Linked DNA regions of Homo sapiens: region 1 is linked to region 2. Evidence: chromatin contacts called from ENCODE Hi-C or POLR2A ChIA-PET data. All regions are on one chromosome and are shown on one strand. The core of a region is the stretch at or near the end of the contact, and the rest is flanking DNA. Distances in the headings are between cores, read along the strand shown. Region 1 holds the start of C1orf56 (chromosome 1 open reading frame 56). Region 2 holds the start of CA14 (carbonic anhydrase 14).

What was found. A loop is a pair of places that touch in the nucleus more often than their neighbours do. ChIA-PET counts read pairs that join two places held with the same protein, here RNA polymerase II (POLR2A). Pooled maps may share reads with other maps.
Region 1: a loop to region 2 is called in a pooled map, with 2.8 times the contacts of the local background. The contact joins the promoter of C1orf56 here to the promoter of CA14 in region 2. A Hi-C loop is called at or near these places in 1 of 168 maps with a recorded cell type or tissue (CD8-positive, alpha-beta T cell) and 7 of 50 pooled maps. POLR2A ChIA-PET finds 5 or more read pairs at or near these places in 3 of 52 experiments (BJ, PC-9 and activated naive CD4-positive, alpha-beta T cell).

Annotation. Positions count from the first base shown.
Region 1 is chr1:151,046,394-151,049,820 of GRCh38, forward strand. It overlaps C1orf56 (chromosome 1 open reading frame 56), which reads left to right and starts at 1,358. Exons shown (of 2, transcript NM_017860.5): 1 at 1,358-2,459. The coding sequence starts at 1,455. It overlaps BNIPL (BCL2 interacting protein like), which reads left to right. Exons shown (of 10, transcript NM_138278.4): 10 at 258-1,327. The coding sequence ends at 294. RefSeq lists enhancers at 1,686-1,735, 2,016-2,255.
Region 2 is chr1:150,255,808-150,259,092 of GRCh38, forward strand. CA14 (carbonic anhydrase 14) reads left to right here and starts at 1,967. Exons shown (of 11, transcript NM_012113.3): 1 at 1,967-2,376. The coding sequence starts at 2,322. RefSeq lists an enhancer at 157-851.

The DNA.
Region 1 (3,427 bases), core at 108-2,607, 790 kb after region 2:
GAGGCAATAAGGAATAAAGGAATAATCACAGTGCAGAGGAGATTCAGACTGGCCCTAGAAATTAGGAAGAGATGTGTTGGCAGTGAACAGATGATATCCAGTGGGGGAGAGGGTGTTAGGGAGCAAAAGTGCTAAATGATGACTCAACCCAATCATCTAGCTCTTCCAATTCACCTGGCTTCTCTCCCCAAACCAGAAAATAAAACCCAAGTCCTACCCCCTGAACCACTTCTCTCCTCCCCCTCTCCCTCTCCTAGGCTGGACCGGGATCTCCATGGCTCAGGAGGGACATAGCACAGGACTGGATAAAAGGCCTTAGAACCAGTTAGTGATCTGCCTACACCTGAATCCCTGAAACATCTGAACTGTTTTGTAAATCATCTTATCCCCAACCTCAGTACCACCGGATCTTCACTTCTCAGTGGGATTTTGTCCTTTGCATGACCCTACTTTCAGCAGGGCTTTGAGGCTGGGAAACTGATCTGCTGGGTGACTTTCATTCCAGTTGCTGGGACGGAAGGCTGAATGTAGGGTCATTTTGTATGGGATATGCAGAGCTCTGGGTTTTTTTGTTTTTTGTTTTTTGAGACGGAGTCTCGCTCTGTCGCCAGGCTGGAGTGCAGTGGTGCGATCTCGGCTCACTGCAACCTCCGCCTCCCGGTTCAAGCCATTCTTCTGCCTCAGCCTCAGCGAGTAGCTGAGACTACCGGCGCACGCCACCACGCCCAGCTAATTGTTTTGTATTTTTAGTAGAGACGGGGTTTCACCATGTTGGCCAGGATGGTCTCGATCTCTTGACCTCGTGATCTGCCCGCCTCGGCCTCCCAAAGTGCCGAGATTACAGGTGTGAGCCACCGCGCTCGGCCAGAGCTCTGGGTTTTAATCCTACTTTAGCTGTAGAACCTTGGGCAAATAACTTCATCTTTTTGGGTCCTAATTTTCCTCCTGTCTAACTGGAGGGACTGTGATCCTTCCACCTTGGATGGAAGAGGCTTACCTGACAGCCAGCCTGCCTGCTGGGAGCCAGGAGAGTCAGCTCATTAAATCTTGAAGAACCGCTGTATGCCCTTTTTCCTTCTAAGTCATGTCTGCTGCCTGTGAGCCTGGGAAGGAGTGCTTTCAAAACCTGTATTTTTGCCCTCTTTAGTAAATTTAGAACTGTAGAGGCTAATAAACTGCGATGAGACATTTAAGCTCTGCTCCAAAGAAGTGAACGACTCTTTCACCACCCCTTGCATCCCAAACCTTCGGTTCTGGCAGAGTTCTTGCCGCAGAGGTTCCTTAGGAGCACCCCGCGCGGCCCGCGCGAGCGCGCCTGCGCGTCGAACCCCACCCCCTTCCCCGCGGGCCTCGGTTCAAACGACCCGGTGGGTCTACAGCGGAAGGGAGGGAGCGAAGGTAGGAGGCAGGGCTTGCCTCACTGGCCACCCTCCCAACCCCAAGAGCCCAGCCCCATGGTCCCCGCCGCCGGCGCGCTGCTGTGGGTCCTGCTGCTGAATCTGGGTCCCCGGGCGGCGGGGGCCCAAGGCCTGACCCAGACTCCGACCGAAATGCAGCGGGTCAGTTTACGCTTTGGGGGCCCCATGACCCGCAGCTACCGGAGCACCGCCCGGACTGGTCTTCCCCGGAAGACAAGGATAATCCTAGAGGACGAGAATGATGCCATGGCCGACGCCGACCGCCTGGCTGGACCAGCGGCTGCCGAGCTCTTGGCCGCCACGGTGTCCACCGGCTTTAGCCGGTCGTCCGCCATTAACGAGGAGGATGGGTCTTCAGAAGAGGGGGTTGTGATTAATGCCGGAAAGGATAGCACCAGCAGAGAGCTTCCCAGTGCGACTCCCAATACAGCGGGGAGTTCCAGCACGAGGTTTATAGCCAATAGTCAGGAGCCTGAAATCAGGCTGACTTCAAGCCTGCCGCGCTCCCCCGGGAGGTCTACTGAGGACCTGCCAGGCTCGCAGGCCACCCTGAGCCAGTGGTCCACACCTGGGTCTACCCCGAGCCGGTGGCCGTCACCCTCACCCACAGCCATGCCATCTCCTGAGGATCTGCGGCTGGTGCTGATGCCCTGGGGCCCGTGGCACTGCCACTGCAAGTCGGGCACCATGAGCCGGAGCCGGTCTGGGAAGCTGCACGGCCTTTCCGGGCGCCTTCGAGTTGGGGCGCTGAGCCAGCTCCGCACGGAGCACAAGCCTTGCACCTATCAACAATGTCCCTGCAACCGACTTCGGGAAGAGTGCCCCCTGGACACAAGTCTCTGTACTGACACCAACTGTGCCTCTCAGAGCACCACCAGTACCAGGACCACCACTACCCCCTTCCCCACCATCCACCTCAGAAGCAGTCCCAGCCTGCCACCCGCCAGCCCCTGCCCAGCCCTGGCTTTTTGGAAACGGGTCAGGATTGGCCTGGAGGATATTTGGAATAGCCTCTCTTCAGTGTTCACAGAGATGCAACCAGTAAGTGTTTGGTGATGAGCCAGGGTCTTTGTTGACGGATCTGAAAAGTCCTGGTATCTAAAACCCAGTTGCTAAGCCAGCCAGTGTTGCTTACATGAACTGTTACTGACTTACCTGGTTATTGATTCATAACATGCATTGGTTATTCACATTGTTAGCCATTGATTCCACCTATTATTTATTGAGCAACTACTGGTTGGTCATTAGGTAAAATGTCTTACTGCTCATTAGGTGATTATTGACCAAATAGTTAAGATTGGAAATATTTTTTTTTTTCAAGACAAGAGTTTCACTCTTATTGCCGAGGCTGGAGTGCAATGGCGTGATCCTGGCTCACTGCAACCTCTGCCTCCCAGGTTCAAACAATTCTCCTGCCTCAGCCTCTTGAGTAGCTGGGATTACAGGCACCCACCACCATGCCCGGCTAATTTTTTTTTTTTTTTTAGAAGAGACAGCATTTTACCATGTTGGCCAGGCTGGTCTAGAACTCCTGACCTCAAGTGATCCACCCGCCTCGGCCTCCCAAAGTGCTGGGATTATAGGCATGAGCCACCATGCCTGGTCTTGGAAATTCTCTGTTTTTTTCACAGACAAGATCTCGCTATGTTGCCCAGGCTGGTCTTAAACTCCTGGGCTCAAGCAATTCTCCTGCCTCAGCCTTCCAAAGTGCTGGGATTACAGGCATGAGCTACTGTGCCCCTGACCATAAGACTTTTTTTTCGAGACAGGGTCTCTCATCACTCAGGCTGGAGTGTGGTGGCGCAGTCACAACTCACTGCACCCTCCATCTTCTGGGCTCAAGCAATCCTCCCACCTTAGCCTGCTGAATAGCTGGGACTACAGACGTGCACCACCATGCCTGGCTAACAAGATCTCGCTATGTTGCCCAGGCTGGTCTCCAACTCCTGAGCTCAAGGATCTGCCCACCTTGGCCTTCCAGAATTCTGGGATTACAGACATGAGCCACT
Region 2 (3,285 bases), core at 717-3,216:
TCAAGTGCCTGGAGGACGGCGCTCGCCTTCTGGCTCCCTCTGTCCTAGAAAGGAGGGCCTTTGTCGTCTGGGAAGCATAAGCACCTGGATGCGTTGCTCACCCAAGATCAGGGAAGTGTTGATTCCAGGCTAAGATATCTTTGTGAAACAATGTTCAGTTGCGTAGGCAAAATCCCAAAGCCCAGCAGCAGTGAAATACCTCCCAGAAGGAACCACATACACAAAGCATTTTAAATTAAAATTTAAAAATTCATAGACGAGCCAGGAGGTGGCGCCTGGCAAGACACGCTATCTGCCTTGGAAATCGGAATCTCAGCTCAGCGCTCCAGGGGAACTCTGTTCCGGCAGAGGTCATTCTGTTCAGACCTCTTCTTTCCTACTAAATCTCTTCTTTCATACCAAGATGTCTCTGCTTTCTTTTTTTGTTTCTTTGTGTTAAGTACCCTGATTCCCGGGAAATCTAATTTATACTTCAAGTCTTTTACTCTTCTTAGATGGGATGGATGGGGCTTTGGGGAACCTCAAAACATAAAACTTTCCTGAAGGGGACAAATAACTCAGAGGGTGATAGGAGAAGAAAAAGGGAAATGACATCAGCAAAATGGCTTGGCTTTGCAGATCAATCACAGGGGATAGAAAGGCACAGTGAGCTCCTGTCTCTGCAGGAGCTGATGATCCAGCACATGCATTATTCTGTTCATTTGGCTTTTATCCTGCTCCCTTATTTAGCTTCTGCTCCCTTTGTTTGGCTATTTATTGCTACTCGGCAGGAGCAAGGAGGGCAGAGGGAGCTTCAGATGGGTGCATCCTCCTGGCTGGTGCCTCTGGTGAAGAGCATGGAGGAGAAAGAGGTTTCAATGTCTGGCTTGAAAGTATCTGTGGGTTTCACATTCTCTAACGAGGGATTTAGGATGTACATTCCAATCGGGATTTCCAGTCCCGTGGGGAGCAAACATCAGTTCACATTCCTGAGACGTGCAGCCTCCATGCTCCACGGACGCAGCTCCTTGGTGGCAGGTTTCATTCAGTGCCACATGTCCTGCCTCAGCCCTTTGTTGGGCTGGAAGGAAGACCCTGAGCCCCTCTTCCATCTGGATCACATGGTCTCTCCAGACCCTCCCCTCTCTTTCTCTGGAAACCACCTTTTTCTGATGGTGGTAGTGATTGTTCCTAAAGTCTCTCCTTTCCTCCTGCCCTGGCCTCTCTGCCGGAGGTCAGTGTCCTCTTCAGTGACAAAAGCCGCCCTAGATCTGGGCTCCCTGGAGAGGGAGGTGGCTGGGTCTGGCAGTTACAGCCGCTGTCTCTCCATGGTGCTGCTACACCCCTCCCCCACTGGGCATACAAATGGGCTTTATCCAGCAAACAACGCTCCCTCCCCGCACTCCCCCCACCCCAGGCCACACAGGCACGTGGACCCAGGCCTCACCGTGGGAAGGGGGTGGTGGCAGGCACAGAAGAGATTGCTCCAGATGAGTTCTCCTTGCCTCACTTCTCTTCCTTAGAACTTAGGACACAACTCAGGTTTTAGTTATTGACTTCCTCCACCCCTCCCCTGCACCCTGAGTCCCTAATTCCTTCTTGTTATATATCTCCTAATTCTGGACTCTTCCCATTCCAGGGCAGCTCAGATTATGCAGGGAATTGGGAACAGGTACCCCCACCATCTGCCGCATACCACCCAGGGAGCTGCTCCTCAGAGGAGAAATCAGGCGGGGGGATGAAAATACAGTGTCCTTTTGAGGGGGCTGAGTTGAACCCCAAAGCCCCTTCCTTGACCCTGCCTGCTCCAGGGAACACCCATCTAAACAGCATCTGTGTGACTAGCAGAGGAAGGAAGAGCTCACCCCAGCTGGGCTCCTGAGCCAGGGCCAGGGCTCCAGTGAAACTTGCCGCGCTCCAGCTCCGAGTGGGGCCATCCTGCATGCCTAATTGGCTATTTAAGGAGCTGTTCACCAGCAGCCCAGGCAGCACCCCCGTCCCCACATACACCAGTTCAGAGCCACCTTAAAAGCAGGAGGCAGTTGTAAAGTCGCTGGCCAGCTAGTGGAGTGGAGACTGCAGAGGGAGATAAAGAGAGAGGGCAAAGAGGCAGCAAGAGATTTGTCCTGGGGATCCAGAAACCCATGATACCCTACTGAACACCGAATCCCCTGGAAGCCCACAGAGACAGAGACAGCAAGAGAAGCAGAGATAAATACACTCACGCCAGGAGCTCGCTCGCTCTCTCTCTCTCTCTCTCACTCCTCCCTCCCTCTCTCTCTGCCTGTCCTAGTCCTCTAGTCCTCAAATTCCCAGTCCCCTGCACCCCTTCCTGGGACACTATGTTGTTCTCCGCCCTCCTGCTGGAGGTGATTTGGATCCTGGCTGCAGATGGGGGTAGGTACAACTAAATGTCTGTGTGTGGATTTGTGCTGATGTTCACATGTCGCCAGGTGTGCTTAATGGGGGGAGGAGAGGTGTGAAAGGAAGCCTAGAGGCTGGAATAATAGGCTCAGAGATGAGGAAAAAAGAGTGGGGTGTGGAGGAGACCACTTCCCTTCTTTACCTTTTGTCTCTCCAGCCTTGTTGTTATTGGAGGTCGGGGAGAACTAGCGGCAGGCAGGCAGAGTGTGTACACATGCAAGTGCTGGAATCTCTTTGCAGGCTACAGATTTTCTCCAGAGCTCTTTCCCCCACTGCCCTGGTCCCAGGCAGGACTCCTGGACTTCTTTATTTACAAACTCCTCCAAATAGGGAGTCAAAGAGGCCTGGAGTAAAAAGATGGATAGATGGGGGTAGGGGGAAGAATACTTCCTGCCCAACTCAGACCCTGATCTCCAATTCATCCCCTTTTGGCCAAGATTCCCTCTTCATTCTGTGGAGCGACTAACTCCCCAGTTATCCTCTGAAAGTGGCAGTAAGAGTCAACATTTGTTTGACATTTTACAGTTTACAAAGGACTTTCAGGAGCTCCCAGGAGATGAGGAGGGATTCTTGGGAGAACAGGCTGAAGCGCTCCAGGAGTGTCCCCAGGAACTCCTAGACCTCATTTTTGTGTTTCCTGTGCCTAGCACAGTGTCCAGCACATACTAGGTGTGTAACTGAGGTTTGTGGAAAGAGCAGGGTGAGGTGGGTGTCCAGAGAGCAGAAGGCAAATGCAGAGAGGATGGGGGCAGGCAGGCAGCCAAATGGAGAGTCACAAATCTCATCTGAGGAGAAAGAAAAAAAGAGGGAAAGAGGAGGAAGAGACAGAATAAGTGTGTTGAGGCTCTGACCAGAGTGGACAGGCACCTTTACAGACCAGGG